2 separate regions of the Homo sapiens genome follow, and region 1 is linked to region 2. A link is a loop called in an ENCODE intact Hi-C map of the cell type or tissue named here. Cell type or tissue: lower lobe of right lung. All regions are shown on one strand. Links, peaks and the distances in the headings refer to the core of each region. The heading gives the core; the rest is flanking DNA.

Region 1 (8,346 bases), core at 77-8,076, 52 kb before region 2:
ATCTCCAGTCTACCCTTTTGTCCAGAAGTCCCTAAAACATGTACTTTAGATTAAATACAACTGAGAGCAAAGTCCAAATTATTTTTTTCTTTTTGTTTTTTAAGTATTGAGACCAGGTCTTGCTTTGTTGCCTAGGCTAGCCACAAACTCATGGCCTCAAGTAATCCTCCTGCTTCGGCCTCTCAAAAGTGCTGGGATGACAGGCATGAACCAATGCACCTGGCCTAAATTACTTAATTTCATCATCTATATTATGAAATGATAAAGTTCAATAAAAAGGCTATGAGAAGTAACTAAAATTATACCTTAGCACAGACCCCAGTGCATATAAAATATTCAAATTTACCACCCACTTTGTATTCTATCTAGAGAAAGTAAAGAGAGAACTCTGAGCAAGGAATGCAAGTTCCTAACTTTATTTCAGTTCCAGCTTCCACTGAGCTGCAGCCGCTTTCAGGGCAAAAACGCTTTCTTCGAAATTGATTTGAGAAAAAAAGACAACTAGCAAAGGACCATATCACAGTACACAATTTTGAATGGTCCTTAAGGGTCATTCAGTTAGGAAAGTGACCATCACTTTTTATGTAGTGTGATCTGGGAGCGTGAGGTCCAAGATTCTATTCTGAGATCTACCAAAGACTTTTTGGTTGACCTTCATCAGTTCTCAGTATTTCTGTTTCTTCTTGAAAGTAAAATTAAATTAGATGACATTTAAGATCCTCTCGTTCCAAAATTCTGCTTCTTAAATAAGAGGTTTAGAATGATTTCACTCCAAATTCTAGTATTTTTTCTATGAATGCAAAATGATAAATTATTAGATGTTTTCTGCTGTTTTCCTCACATGCAAAAAATAAACCATTAGACATAAACACTAAGTAATTCCTACTTAAACCGAACAAGCAGCTTAATTCCCTCACATTTTTAAAGTGGTTTTGAAAAAAATACTGGAAAAAGCCTCGAAACAAATAGTTGTGCTTCTGAGATATTAACTGGACTTCCCTCCCTGCCTTAGCTATTTAAGCCATTCAAGTGAGAATTCAGTCTATAAAAAGGGAACATGCTCTCTTTATCATATTTTCCTAAAGTAATAGTTAATTTTCACCACAATGTTTTCTGGCAGTTATTCCATAACATTTTCCCACAAAAAGCTCATGGTTGCATTCCAGATCAAGAAATTAGCATCATTTTTTTTTTAATCACAAAATTGGCTGGGCGCGATGGCTTACACCTGTAATCCCAGCACTTTGGGAGGCCAAGGCAGGTGGATCACGAGGTCAAGAGATCGAGACCATCCTGGCTAATATGGTGAAACCCTGTCTCTACTGAAAATACAAAAAATTAGCCAGGTGTGGTGGCAGGTGCCTGTAGTCCCAGCTACTCGGGAGGCTGAGGCAGGAGAATGGCCTGAACCTGGGAGGCGGACCTTGCAGTGAGCCGAAATCACACCACTGCACTCTAGCCTGGGCAACAGGGCGAGACTCCGTCTCAAAAAATAATAATAAAAAATAAAAATAAATTTTAAAAAAAATCACAAAATCACAAAATTTAACCACCAACAGCATGCAAAAGATGAAGAAAAAAGTACAGGCATCTACAATCTTTTACAATAAACTGTCCTCAACAATGTCCTTAAAACAATGTTCTTAAAAGTCCTTAAGGAATTTTTATGGTCTATTTTATAAAGTTCTCTAAAGTTTTAACTTTAGAATGGAAATGTACTGCTTTTATCAGCAAAAAAAATTCTTTTAAAATAATAACATAGATCCATTTCTACTTGGTTTCCTCTGGAGTCCTACAGCGTTCTGGGTAGAACTCAAGAGGAAGTAATACATGAGATGGCAGGTAACGGAGTGCTTCAGACAGTGGTAGACGAAACGAGATAAAAGGTACTTACATATTTTCTAACTCTAAATCCAGAATAGGGAAAGAAGCAAAAGATTTAGGACACAAGCTCAATCCAGTAAACAAAGGATTCATTTTTTATTGGTGCTGCTAAATATTATACCTTTCGGGAAACTGAGCCTGACAAAGAATTCAGAAGACTATACAAAATAAATACATTACAGGCCAGGCACGATGGTTCACTCCTGTATTCCCAGCACTTTGTGAGGCCGAGGCGAGATCACCTGAGGTCAGGAGGTCGAGACCAGCCTGGCCAACATGGTGAAACCCCGTCTCTACCAAAAATACAAAAATTAGCCGGGCGTGGTGGGCGCATGCCTGTAGTCCCAGCTACTCAGGAGGCTGAAGCAGCAGAATGGCTTGAACCCAGGAGGTGGAGGTTGCAGTGAGTCCAGATTGCACCACTATACTCCAGCCTGGGTGACAGAGTGAGACTCCGTCTCAAAAAAAAAAAAAAATAAAATTTAATAAATAAATAAATAAATCATTACAAATAGTCGGTTTGCTTTAGCTATATGTCTATTATTACTTTCAAAATTCCACAAAGGTAAACCTACAGGATAGAGTTCTATTTAGATAGTCCAATTGCCTGAAATAATAAACAACCGGTATCTACTAATCCTAGCCAAATCTAGGTAAAATACATTAGAAGGAAATTAGGAAAGTAAAAAATAAGCACTATAAAACTTGGGTTCTAATTGTAACTTGAAATTTCTAGTAAACTCTTTGGCTTTCAGTTTCCTCATTTTAAAATGATGTTCATTCCAATTCTAAAATTCTACTATTCTTTATCTCCCCCAACCATCGCTTTCCTTAATATAGATATCATGAAAAGTATGTTCAATAAACACTAGTCTAAATGAACTAATTCTCCTTAAAATGTCAAGAAAAATGAATTAAGTCTGTGATGTTAACTTATTTAAGTGTGGGTATTTCCTTTAGCTATCATATCCTAGTTTGCTCATGCAATTATTCTATCACTTAGCATTTATTAAACACTTACATGTCACATAATGGAACTAAGATGAACAAAACACAATCCTAGCCTGAAGGGAACTGACAGTTTTTAACAGAAAAAAGACAATTTAGTTACCATGCAGAATAATAAATGCTATGTAAGCAAGCACCCAATTTGGGTGCATGCGTACGGAGGTAGGGGTAGGGAATTTCAAGAAGAGGGAACACTAAAATAGAGTGTTGAGGATGACTCTGAGGCAGGTAGATATAGATGGGGCTGGTGTGGGAGGAGGATAAGCATATGCACAGGTGTACACACATGCCCACACACAAAAGCAGACCACAATGAAGGAACAGCAAAAAACTGAAGCAGAGTGGGACAGAAAATGAGGCTGAAGCAGGAAGGGATCTCATCATGAAGCCCCTTGTCATTGTGTAGTCTGTTCTTTATGGTAACAAAAAAGGCTTCTAAAAAAGTAGTGACATAATTCGAGTAGTGTGTTCAGAAAGGTGCCCTTGGTGAAACTCTGGAAGATGGACTTAAGAGGAATTACCTAAGACACAAGGAGACCACTTAAAGCACAATGACCAGATTGTGGCGGGGGGAGGATCACAGGGGACAGGGGTGGAAGAGTAAACAAGAACAAGAAGCCTAGAATGAAACCTAAGTTCTGGCTCCAGCAATAAATAAGTAAAATTGCTTTGGAAATAATTTAAGCAATTAGCATTTATCTGTTGTATTTATCTTCTAATAGTAATAAATAAACACCTCAAATTTTTAAAAAATAAAATTTTCATTACTTCATTAAATATTTACAAGACTTTAAAGAGATGTTTTTGACAACATGAAACATCTGATTGTAAAGGATCACATTCTAACAATACATTTAGAGTTTGTAAATAAATATGGGCAGTTATATTTACAATTATCTATTTGCCTAGGGTATCTTATACATACATACATACGTGTGTGTGTATATATATATATTTTTCCCTCCCTCCAGAATTGTTAAGGTAGGTATATAAAATATTCATCTGCAATTGAGAGGGTTGGCACAGATGACTTCTAAAGGTCTGAGATTTTTTAAATGAGTTGCTGAGTTTACTGACCTTCTGGCCCTAACAGGTTCTAAATTGCTGCAACTTCCATAAACCAGTAGAGGGCTGCAACAGCTCAGAGAAAATGGTTAGCCAGCTTTACTTGCATTTCTGGCACTGGGAGCAGAAAATACTACCAATGTTGAAAAGTAGAATCTAATAGCCACTGTATTCACTTCACTGTCAATAGGGAAAAAGTTTACAGGTTCTAAAAGGATTCTAAAACCCTGAAAACTAGAAAAATTCATAATTAAGAATTCTGCCATCTCCTTTCTCTTCTAGCAAAATGGTAAACTGTTTGAAGGCCAAGTAAAATTTCACAGAGTAAGTACAGTGAAAAAGCCAATCAAAATGAGTTGGCAATTCACCACTTCCTTTTAGACCTATTGCTCCACACAACTGATCTTCCTAAAATAATTATTTTGTTTGGTTCCTCTCAAATCTATACTTTATTAGTTTTGTTCTGCATACAGTGAAATGTTGAAGTTTAGCTTTCACTAGATTTCTAGGTACATTTCTACTACATACATAAATCTTATTTTCAACTCCTCTAGTCACACTGCTCTCACTACTATATACGATGTGCAACAGACTTAAGATGGAAGAGGTCAGGCTTCACTGAATAGGTCACAGTTGAGATGAACAATGAATAAATAAAAGGATTTAAATAGGTCTAGAGAAAAAGGAAAGTTCATCATGCTATTTTTTGTACCTTTTAAATTATCTAAAATATTCTAAATAAATTTTTTTGTATTTTATTTTTGCCCCCTCTGCAGCCCCCCACAAAAGATAGGCTATTGCAGCCAATCTTTGCAACATATTATAACAATTATAAATAAGGCTGGTGCTAATCTTAAGTATTGCTCACAGCTTAACCCCCAAAAGTGCCCTATCTCACTTTTACTGCTTTCTATAAAAATGACAGGCACGTACTTTAGCCTTAAATGAAAGGATTTTTAACTACTTAAATAATCGATATAGTTTTAACAGTGGTACATAAGATAAGTGAGATTGGGATAGGTCATTAAGAAACCAGAATAGTTTACAATAATCACTGCTTCTGCAATATAAGCCTGAGATCCTAAAAAAAAACTACGTCCAAATTCTTGATGCAGTTGTGGAGAGCTGCAAGTTGTGTCCCTACAAGACAGCAATCCAAGTAATAAATAAAGTATTTCTAACTTACATACAACATCATTTCCACCCTGATCCAATAATATGACGGGTAATAACACTGCTCAAATTACAGATTAAAATTGTCACTTCCATGACTATACCAGGACTGAATTGTTTAGGCCTTTTAGTCTTGAACTGCTACGTTTTTCTTTATCCTGCTCACTCTCCAACACAAACCTACCTCTTATAATATACACTAGATTTCAGAACAACTGTATATTCCAGGGCATTCAAAGGAAAACACACTTTAAACTGGTTTAATGTAGCAGTATATGTCACTGGTAGCTCTTCTGACCAAAGTCACTTAGAATTATAAACTGTTTTCCCTGCCAAAGCATGTTGATGAGAAGGAGAAATATGGTAATGAGGGACCAGAACAGAGTAATTTCACTGTATTCTAATAGCTGAAAGAAAGTAATGTGAAAAGGCTGGTACTCTGAAAACTCCAACATCAATGCAAAAGAATAAGCGTGTATTTGGTTGGTTTTTAATTTTTTTTTATTTTTATGGAGATGGAGTCTCACTATGTTGGCCAGGCTACTTTCAAACTCCTGGCCTCAAGCAATCCTCTCACCTCTGCCTCCCACAGTGATGGGATTGCAGGTGTGTGCCACTGTGCCCAGCCAAAACTCTTTTGTAGATGGAGTCTCACTATTTTGGCCCAGGCTGGGCTCAAACTCATGTTCCTCCCACCTCAACCTCCTGGAGTAGCTGGAATTACAGGCATGTGCCACTGTGCCAGGCTTGGTTTTATTTTTAAAATAGAACACTTTCTGACATATAACCACACAAATGTTTTTGAATCGGGGGAAAAAAAGGCAAATGTCACTGATGGTGCAAATGTTAAGCAGGTTTACTAAAGGAATTACATTATAAAAAATAACCCCTAAAAAAGAAATTAAGGACTCTAAGAATCTAAGAGTTCTACAGCAAAAACTGAACCTACATTTCAGTGATTCTTGGCCTTTTTGAAGAGACCTATTTCAGTGCCTAAAACACACAGGTCCTTTTCCCTGAACTCATATTCACCAAAAAATCTACAACTTCAAAATATACACAGAACCTCTTCCTAATTATGCATCTTGGTTTTAGGTAATTACCTCTTCTTGCTAGATTTTAAGTTGCCCATAAACAGAGAATGCCTTCTTCAGATATGTGCTTACAATTGGGGTCTAAACCCTTAAGAACCTTTCTAAATAGTTACCTCCTATTTAAATTCTATACTTCTAGAATTACTTTCTAAGAAAATGTGTATTATATCATTTCCCACCTTGGAAATTAATTTTTATTAAGCCCCTCATCCTAGTAATTGTGGCTGTTCTCAACTGCTACCCACTTTTAGTCCCAGTTCATCCTCTTATGCCAGTCAGACCACCCTCTTGCCACTGGCACTGAGGTGATTCTCATTCATTCAATAAACATATGCTAACCATTTACAACGTGATGGAATAGAGAACAAGACAGAATGATTCGTGTCTTTACATGGCTTACCATGTTCCTTTCCACAGCAACTAGAAAGCAATTTGGATGATTAAGGAATAATACTATCCTCCTATGTGATTATGTGTGTATTTTGTTTCCTGAGTGTGAATTCTTAAAAAGACACATACTATAATATTGCCTTCACTTGTATCTTCCCGAATCCCTGCCTCAACAATGCTAGATGTAATGCTGTACCTAGAGACATTCCTCTAAAAACTGTTAATTATGTAAATGTTTAAAACTTCACTACATCCAGAGTCTGGCATGGTGGCATATGCCTGCAATCCCAGCTACAAGACAGGCTGGGACAGGAGGATTCCTTGAGCCCAGAAGTTTGAGGCTGTAGTGAGCTAGGATGACACCACTGCACTCCAGCCTGGGCAACAGAGCAAGAACCCATACCTAAAAATAAAACTAACAAAAACTTCATTATATCTATGATACTTGTTCATTGTGGTAAAACTGGAAAATTCAGAAATAAAAAGATAAAAATTTCAAATACTTTCAAATTCAAGAACCCATTACATTTTCAGACTGAATACTTCATGACTTTTCACTTTTTACTCCTTGTAAAAGTCCATAATCATAATTATTGATATATTAGTATGATACACATATTAATATGTATACATATTTATTACATAATGTATGTATTACATACATACAAATACATACATAATTAATATGATATGCAAATTACATATTTTCCCCTAAAGTTTCTAAATTTATCATTTTATCTTTTCTTTTAATATCATCATCTTTGAAGGTGCAGTTTTGAAAGGAAGCAATATAGTCACCATCACTTACTAGATATGTATAACTTTAAATGATTTAACTTGAACCTTAGGTGCAAAATGGGAATAAGATAAACCTCGTTAAGATTTTTGCAAGTATATGTGGAGAACCTATAATCAACTATGGAGTAGTTGTAATTATACCTCTGCCAGTCTATTAGCACTTCATAATGAATACGACTCAAGTGTGAGACTACATGTTTCCCCTTATGCTCAAAAGATTCTGTTTTCTGCTACTCCCACCCTAACATCTGAGTATACAAAAGCTATAGGGAGGGGAAATTCTTAGACTAGGAGTGTGAATGGAATAATAAAAGAGCATAAAGAGTAATCACCCCAATAAGGTAGTAGTACTTTGGACAGAGCCTATTCTTCTGGGGTTTTTGAAGGGACAATGGTGCTATAAAATAATATTTGTAACATATAGAAGATTAATAATCACTAATATATAAAGATTATGCAAAAGGAGGTTGGAGAATTAATAACCTTTTTATTATAATCTTTAAACAATAGCATACAATAATTGCATGCTGTAAAACCCTAACAAAAATGTTAAAATATTATTTAAATTATTGATTGCTACTCCTGGAAGTTTTGAGTAAGAAAAAAAGAGAAAAATGGCCACAGGATATGATGTGTCAAGTCACAGTAGAGAAAATGCAAATGATTATTTCCTCATGCATTAGCTAATGTAAAATGAAAGTGGTAATATAATTTTTAAGTTTAATAACACAAATATAGGTATGTAAGTATCTATGTAAGTATAGATTAATTTTCAATGGGGCTTTCCAAGAAAGAGCACTAGTGCCTGAAGGAAGAGGAAGAGCTTCAAAGGGTGAAAAAGGACAAAGGAAAGAATGAGTAAGCCAATCTGCTGTCAACCATTCTTGCTTACTTTCAATAACATGAGGACAAATAGAAACACACTAAAGAGGGC
Region 2 (8,346 bases), core at 331-8,330:
AGCTACAAAGATAAAAAGCTACATACCTCCCTCACAATTTGCCCACAAGAAAATTCCTTACGGACAAAGTACAGACAGATCTCGATGTCATCCCTCTGAGGCTTGCGTGAGACAAGAGCATATCTGATTGCTTTCTCTGCCCTATTGTTCATGTAAAAATGCAAATGCACTGAGCCAGACTAAATTTTGTATTCAGTGGAGGGCTGATCAAGGACTCAAAAGAATGCAACCTTCTGTCTCTTATCTACTTAGGATTTGGAAGCTCTCCCTCAAGTTGTCTCGCCTTACCGAAGTGAACAGATGTACATCTTACACATATTGATTGATGTCTCATGTCTCCCTAAAATGTATAAAAGCAAGATGTACCCCAACCACCTTGGGCACAGGTCGGCAGGACCTCCTGAGGCTATGTCAGGGTGCGTCCTTAAGCTTGGCAAAATAAACTTTCTAAATTGATTGAGAACTATCTCTTTTGGTTTACAAGAATGAAATTGAAGTGGCATCACCGTCTGGAGTAAATATCCAGGGTTCAGCATCTCCTGCCAAGAGGATTAAGGAAAGGGACACATGTGGGTGGGTTAAGGAGCGGAAAGTTTAATAGCCAGAAGAAAGGGGAGAGGAGAGCAGCTCCTTGTAAGACGTCTGAAAAAAGGGACATGGGCGGACCACAGCAGATTTTATAAGCAGGTTTGAGGAGGCAGTGTCTGATTTATGTAGGGCTCACAGATTGGTTTGACCAGGTGTAACGTTTATGTAGCAAGGGGAAGGCTGGTCTCCCAACCCTAATCTTATTATACAAATGGGCTTTCCACTTGGGCAGTGCCATCTAGTCTGCTCCTTACTGTACACGTTGCTGGCAAAAAGAGAAGATGGGGCCGCCACTTTGAACATGCCTCATCCCAGGTAGTATATTCCTATGGGCACAACTGCCAGAATTCACCTGTGCAAGCTCCTAGTTTGCTTGTCTGTCTGCAGCTCGATTTTACAGGCTGCTCTTTGTTAGAAAAGAAAATGATTGGCGGCTGCTTTTTATTAAAAGGGAAACCTTACTGAGGACTCCCATACCCTCACTATCTGCCTAAGCAATTTCTTCTTAACTCCTGTATCGAAATGAGTTGATACCTTTTAAAGTTCTTTAAAAAGTACCTAGCACAGAGTAAATGCTTAGTAAGTGTTAGCCTTCATCATCATCATCACCATCATCAGAATAGAACATTACAATATTAAGATAATTAAGCCACTAATCAGAAAGGAGAATGGAAGGGCTAGTTTGGGGCCCATTAGCTCCTGAACAAAATAGCTCTGCCAGCAAGGAAGGGGCTGAAGAAGTAAATCTAGGTAGGCAACTAACGGGATCATCCACAGTAGACCACCGTCTTTTTGAGTTCATGACCTATAGAGAAAGTGTATATCCCACTGGTGCCTGACACTAATCAAGGACTTACCAGGTGCCCCCAATTTCTATTACCTAGGAACAGAACCAAAAAGTGCAAAGAGTAATGTTTAAAACATTAAGGATGTGTGCTAAGGGAGTGTCTAACCTGTTAACACCTTCTTGAAGATGTTACAGAAAGTAAGATGCTTTTAGTTCAATTCAACTTTATTTCAATTCAACTGCCAGTAAGTGTGGCACCACACTGTTCACCAAGTCAAAAGACTTGTTAATGTCCAGCATGACTTTGGCTTATCCTTAGCCCAAATATTTATTAAGTGAGAATGTCAGAATGGATATCTTTTACACCCAGTAACGTAAGTTAATTTCTGGAGCCACTCCACTTATAAAGTAGCCTCATGTGCAATCAACTATTCTCAGAGTCCTTAGGATAGAATTGTGGGGGCTGTTTGGAAAATTCCTCTTCTTCCTCCCACTATCAAAGTCATTATTTCTGGACACAGACCAGCATGGACATCGATGATTTCAAGTTACTGACCTAACCCTACAAGCTTGATTGAAATTGGCTTGATTATGTAATGAACCCATAGTGAACATCATGGCTGCCTGGTTTGATATATTCCACTATTCTAAGTTGGCACTAGTACCATAAGCCCAGGGAAATTGGCCCTAACTATAGTGGTCAAGCCATTAAATAAAGAATGTGTGGGTGTTGGGGGTGGGGAGTGAGGGACTGGAGGCTGGGGGAGCTAGAATAAAGTCTACAGGGATGACCAAATGTGGGAACTTTGACTCTCTCATTCTTGATTTCTTAGCCATTTAAACCATCACACATAGGCACTATCAAGGACGTGGTGTAATGAAAATCATGAGCTTTGTAATTGGATTTGAATTCTGACCTCGTCACTTACTCGCCTTTGTGAAGCTTTGGTTCTCAGTTTCTGAAAGTATAATTAGAACATTAAATCATTCAGTTTATGGAAAATGATGAACATGGTGCCTGGTACACAGTAAGAGTTCAGAAAAGCTTTGGGTTTTTGTTTTTGTTTTTTGTTTTTTTTTCAGTATCTAACAACTTGTCTGCTCCATCTATGGAACACTTTAGTCAGGCTTTCTAAATTGTGATTAACTCCTAAGTCACATCCTACTTATTAAAGCAGCCACAGGTAGATCGTGCACTCTGGCTCTCAGCATGCCCTCACATAACAATACTGACGTGCCTGCCTTGCTGGGTTTTCTAATGAAAAATGTGAGCTGCAGGCCCAGTCCTGCTTTGCAGGGAAAGGGAGCCAGTTGGTATAAAGTCAAAACTCAATGGAAGGGAAAAATGGGATAAGGTTACTGCTGGGTGAGAGACAGAGAGAGAGAGAAGTATTTCCAGCAGGAAATTGGAGCATGTAAAGAAGAATGATCCGGTCACATTGGTAAACTGAAGTGTTAGACCCATTTCACATTGAGGTGAGGGGGGACGTGAGGTTAGCGAGTGAGTTCTGCATGATTCTTTCAGATTCTTCTCAAGTTATTCTTGCATATTCGAGACCAAAAGGGAAAATGAAAATCAAAACAGCCAGTAACTTAATTACATAGACTTCAAGAACAGATTGTTTTAAAAAAATAATATAAGCAGAACGTCACCTAAGCCATTATCAGATTCACATCGCTCGTTACTTCCCCAACATGGGACTGATCCTAGCAGCTTCTGCAGCTGAAGTGAAATTTTCTATCAGAATTTGATCCATGCTTCCCTAGCAAGTAGTCAAAGTAATTAAACAACAATGAATGTAATTCTTGCCTGATAGATTTGCAAATTGCTGATCACTGTTGTTGGTAATGTGTGGAGCTACATGCTCTCATTGGTGATGGTAGGAGTGTGATAAGATCAGCCTCTGGAGAGGGTAATTTGGCAATATGTGTTCGGTTTCTTAATATGAATTTATCCTAAGGAAGTAACTGAAAAAGTATACAAAAATGTTTATCATGGTGTTATTTGTAATACTGAAAACCTGGAAGCTATATAAATGACATCGGTAGAGAATTTATTAAATAACAGTACAGCCATACAATGGGATATTGCTCTGCAGATTTAAAAATAATAATGAAAATATTTATTGTAAAGAAAAGATGCCCATAATGTGTGGCAACTTAATAAAAAAAAGATTACAAAACATCACATATAACATTACTACATTTTCTGTATATGCATAGGAAAAAATATGGAAAGGTAAAATGTTAATGAGAGTTCTCTCTGAGTGATGGCATTAAAGGTAATTTTCATTTTTTTCTTTATGCTTTTTGTATTGCCTGATTTTATTTCAATTAACACATGCTACTTTATGGTAAGAAAAAACAAAGCTATGTTCATTTTGAGAAATAGTCTAATAAAGGAAAAATAAAAGTGAAAAATTGAATAATTCTCTTTTATATTCATTTCTTTTTAGTGGATATAAACCTCTTTAGAGTATACTTCTTTTGATTGCTATTAATTTTTATTCGGGTTTGAATTTAGGGTATTGAGGAGTGTGGGCTGAGAAGAGGGAAATGGGCCAGTTCTTAGACTCTTCGGGCAGTTTTCATTCTAGACAGAAGAAATAGCTCTGGACTCCCTCCCTCAGGCTGCTTCTTAAAATCCCTGTAAATATTTGAATTCATGTCTTCCTTGACCAGTTACAAAAATATTCATGTAAAGTTTCTTTAAATAGTCAATTTTCTTGCACGTTAAAATATTCCTTGACTAAGAAAAATCATATTGCATCTCAGTGGTTCATTTGCTGTGTATGCTTGTGTGGTGAGATGTAAATAGTCTAAGCTGTATAATGAAAGAGTGGTCGGAGCAGGATGAAACTGGTCAGAAAAGACTTTCATTTATTCATTTACTATGCAAATATATGTTCAGCTCCTCTTATATGCCAGGCACTAGGGCACTGGAGATACAAAGGCAAAAGACATAGCCCTTCCTGGGAAGACCTTACATGCTGGCAGGGAAAAGATTATAATACGAGTGTATGTGCAACATGAATTGGGAACTTAGAGAGGAAGGAATCCCAAAGTCTTACTGGGGATGTCAGATGTCACAGGGCGTGTAACACTTGAAGGTTACACAGGAATTTGCCATAAATAGGGTTTCTTGGAGGTATGTTTTCACCTGAAAGAAATGAAAGATAAGCATTGCTATAGAGCAGTTAGAAGGTCAAGGTGGCACATAACAAACCTAAACAGATTCTGATAATAAAGGTTAGAGGAGTCGTTGTTCCCCTTCTTCCTCTGGGGCCCACTTCCTGCCAGGTCATTTCAGTGCATAGTAACAGAGGCACATGATGTTGGTGCGGAGGCTTTCATCGTCCTTCGTGGATGCTTTTGGCAGGGCCTTGCATACTATGTGTGTGAATTGTTGCGTGCTAATGGCAAGATGACATACGACAGAACTTTCAAGCCAGATAATAAGGGGCTTTGCTATGAGAGCAGTGGAATGACAGGAACTATTGTGTGGATTCTGAGATAGCCTGACTTGGTGGGTCCTGGTATCAACATTTTAGAGAAGGAAAGACTAGAAAACATCTTGTCCAATCTCCTCATTTTATAGGTTAAAAAATAAAAAGTTACTGAGAATGCCAAGATCTTAGCAACCACCTTCTTCATGAATAAATTATTGAGTGTGATAGTTTTGTGTAGTGGTGCTCTATAAACCTTAATGGGAAGATTCATTTTGCTCATCTGGCTGGCAGAGAAGTCCTGCTTAGTTACCTAGCTCTAGCTCATGTGTTTCTTATGTTTATATAGTCAAAGGTCAAAAGCTGACTAAGAACAGACGAGTTCTTTCCTTTTGCATCATTTTTCAACTTTTCAAAGGGCTTAAAATAAACTATCATTTTCCACTATTTACTTAAGGGATTTGTTTTGCAGTATCCGTAGTTCTTGGTAACCTCCCCCCGCACCCCACCACTACCACCCCATTGTACTTATGAAGTGCACAATCTGATTCTTACTCATCTATCAACATCTAAGGAATGCTAGTGTTAATATGTATGGTTTAAGTCACCCAAAACGGAATAAGAATGTTGAATTGGCCAGTAATGTTTGTGACTTTCCACAAATATCTTACATGTATAGAATCAGGAAATCACTCCTCCTAAGACAGAGATGATAGACAAATTTATCAAAGGAAAGAGAGTCTGCCCTTACTTTCTCAGGGACCATACCTACAGCAGGGTGTGAAAGGCTGGCTTCTAAGATAACCATAGCAGGCCAATTTGACTTTGTGTAAGCATGTGACGCAGGGGAATGGAAAGTGGTAGGGCTAGCATCATTTAATAAACATGTACAGTGGTTACAGAAATTCCAAGTTTAGCTAAAGGCCTCCAGCAACAAGTGTCATGGTGTATCTAAATAAGAAGAGTCATGAAACGCAATATGAAATTATCTATTAAAAATATTGGCCAGGCATGGTGGCTCGTGCCTGTAATCCCAGTATTTTGGGAAGCTGAAGTGGGAGGATCACTTGAGGCCAGGAATTTACCATCAGCCTAGGCAACATTGTGAGACTCCGTCTCTACAAAAAATTTAAAAATTATCCAGGCATGATGGCATATGCCTGTAGTCCCAGCTACTTGGGAGGCTGAGGTGGGAGGATTGCTTGATCCCAGGAGTTTGAGGCTGCAGTGAGCTATGATCATGCCACTGCTCTCCATCTTGGGCAACAGAAATGAAAGCCTGTGTCAAAAAAAAAAAAAAATCAGTTTACTCCAACTGAGGCTTAATCGGGTTATGCAAGTAGGCTATCTTTGTGAATATTGATTTTGCTTAAAAATAAGAGAACCACTCAGAAAATCTTTGTCATTTTTATGGAATTTCCCAGGAAAACAGTACATATATGTACTGAAAGAAAGCTGGAAACGAAAGAGAGAAGGAGAAAGAAAGAGAGGTGGGAAGGAGGAGAAAGAAGAAGAAGGAGAGAAAGAGAGAGGAAAAGAAGGAAGAAGAGAAAGAATGAATGAGGGTAAGTATTTTAGTTTGAAACCAAGGAGTAATTTCTCTTAATAAATGAACTTCCTTTTCTTTTTTTTTAAACAATTTTGCATGTTTAAAAATATTTATTTTTTTCCTTCACTTTTTTTTTTGTCAATTATACTTTTTTTTTAATACTTTAAGCTCTAGGGTACATGTGCACAACGTGCAGGTTTGTTACATATGTATACATGTGCCATGTTGGTGTGCTGCACCCATTAACTCGTCATTTACATTAGGTATTTCTCCTAATGCTATCCCTCCCCCCTCCCCCCATCTCACAACAGGCCCCGGTGTGTGATGTTCCCCACCCTGTGTCCAAGTGTTCTCATTGTTCAATTTCCACCTATGAGTGAGAACATGAGGTGTTTGGTTTTCTGTCCTTGCGATAGTTTGCCCAGAATGATGGTTTCCAGCTTCATCCACGTCCTTACAAAGGACATGAACTCATCCATTTTTATGGCTGCATAGTATTCCATGGTGTATATGTGCCACATTTTCTTAATCCAGTCTATCATTGTTGGACATTTGGGTTGGTTCCAAGTCTTTGCTAATGTGAATAGTGCTGCAATAAACATACAAGTGCATGTGTCTTTATAGCAGCATGATTTATAATCCTTTGGGTATATACCCAGTAATGGGATGGCTGGGTCAAATGGTATTTCTAGTTCTAGATCCTTGAGGAATCGCCACACTGTCTTCCACAATGGTTGAACTAGTGAACTTCCTGTTCTAACCAGCATTTCATCTGAGGTAAATGCTAAAACAATGGACACATTCTTAAACCCACTGCAGTCCCAGACTTGTAGGAGCTTACAAAATTTTATAGCTGTCCTTGTGTAGTGAGGACAATTTTACACAAATTTTCAGAGGAATTTCCTCTTCTGCTGAACTTTGACTCTGAATCTCTGTGGACACTACTCCCCAGAGCATATGCAGTTCCTAAATGCCTGCTGGTTGACCTCACTAGATAAACCTAGATTCACATTCTATTTGCACAATGTCTGGGCTCTAAAGGCTCATCCGACCGTCCTGGCAAGTGCAGATTTTACTGGATACAGTTTCTGTTTGTCCACATTATAGGTTTTCTCAGATTTGCATTTTGAAAAGTATTATTGAAAAATGAAGATAGGCAGGGCCAACAGGGGGAAAGCCTTGTTGACATTCATTTAATCAAGTATTCCTGAAATAGGCTGGGCGCGGTGGCTCACGCTTGTAATCCCAGCACTTTGGGAGGCCAAGGCGGGTGGATCACAAGGTCAGGAGATCGACACCAGCCTGGCCAATAGGGTGAGACCCCGTCTCTACTAAAAATACAAAAATTAGCCAGGTGTGGTGGCACACATCTATAATCCCAGCTACTCAGGAGGCTGAGGCAGGAGAATCGCTTGAACCTGGGAGGTGGAGGTTGCAGTGAGCCAAGATCATGCCACTGCACTCCAGCCTGGGCGACAGAGGGTGACTCTATCTGAAAAAAAAAAAAAAAATCTTGCAATAGTAAATTTCCTCTTTTTATGACCACTTTCTAAATTTCATAATATTTTGTTAAACGTGTACCCTGGGACATGGGATAAGAGGGATAGATTTTGTCATTCACTAGACCATTCCTCAATCCCTTTAATGTTTTCCAAGTTTCTTTCATGTGTCAGGGAAGGGTACACTGAGTATTGAAGATGTCAAGATATTGGATATAGTCTTGCCCTCACGGAGCTCACAGTCTAGTTATTAGTACATGACTGGGTTCATAGTGGACTTGTCTGCTAAAGAATATGAAATTTATAACGAGGCACAGTGGCTCACACCTGTAATCCCAAGACTTTGGGAGGCAGAGGTGGGTGGATCACAAGGTCAGGAGATCAAGACCATCCTGGCTAACATGGTGAAACCCTGTCTCTACTAAAAATACAAAAAAAAAAAAAACAAAATTAGCCGGGTGTGGTGGTGGGCACCTG

The links. Hi-C counts contacts between places; a loop is a spot of excess contacts. Peaks named below come from ENCODE experiments on the same cell type or tissue, not always from the same donor. Only the 100,000 strongest peaks of a DNase experiment are listed, where the experiment ranks them.
Region 1: a loop joins it to region 2, with 2.1 times the contacts of the local background. A loop is called at or near these places in 84 of 110 quality-filtered maps.

Annotation. Positions count from the first base shown.
Region 1 is chr18:9,143,813-9,152,158 of GRCh38, reverse strand. The region is part of intron 1 of ANKRD12 (ankyrin repeat domain 12); the gene reads right to left. Among named protein-coding and RNA genes, the nearest start is that of ANKRD12, 11 kb to the right of the region's middle. In lower lobe of right lung, for the core only: a CTCF peak has its summit at 4,022 (motif pointing right); no DNase peak of the experiment used is centred there; H3K27ac peaks cover 744 bases.
Region 2 is chr18:9,091,808-9,100,153 of GRCh38, reverse strand. No RefSeq gene overlaps it. Among named protein-coding and RNA genes, the nearest start is that of NDUFV2, 6.7 kb to the left of the region's middle. RefSeq lists enhancers at 3,942-4,111, 4,592-4,661, 4,712-4,801. In lower lobe of right lung, for the core only: no CTCF peak of the experiment used is centred there; no DNase peak of the experiment used is centred there.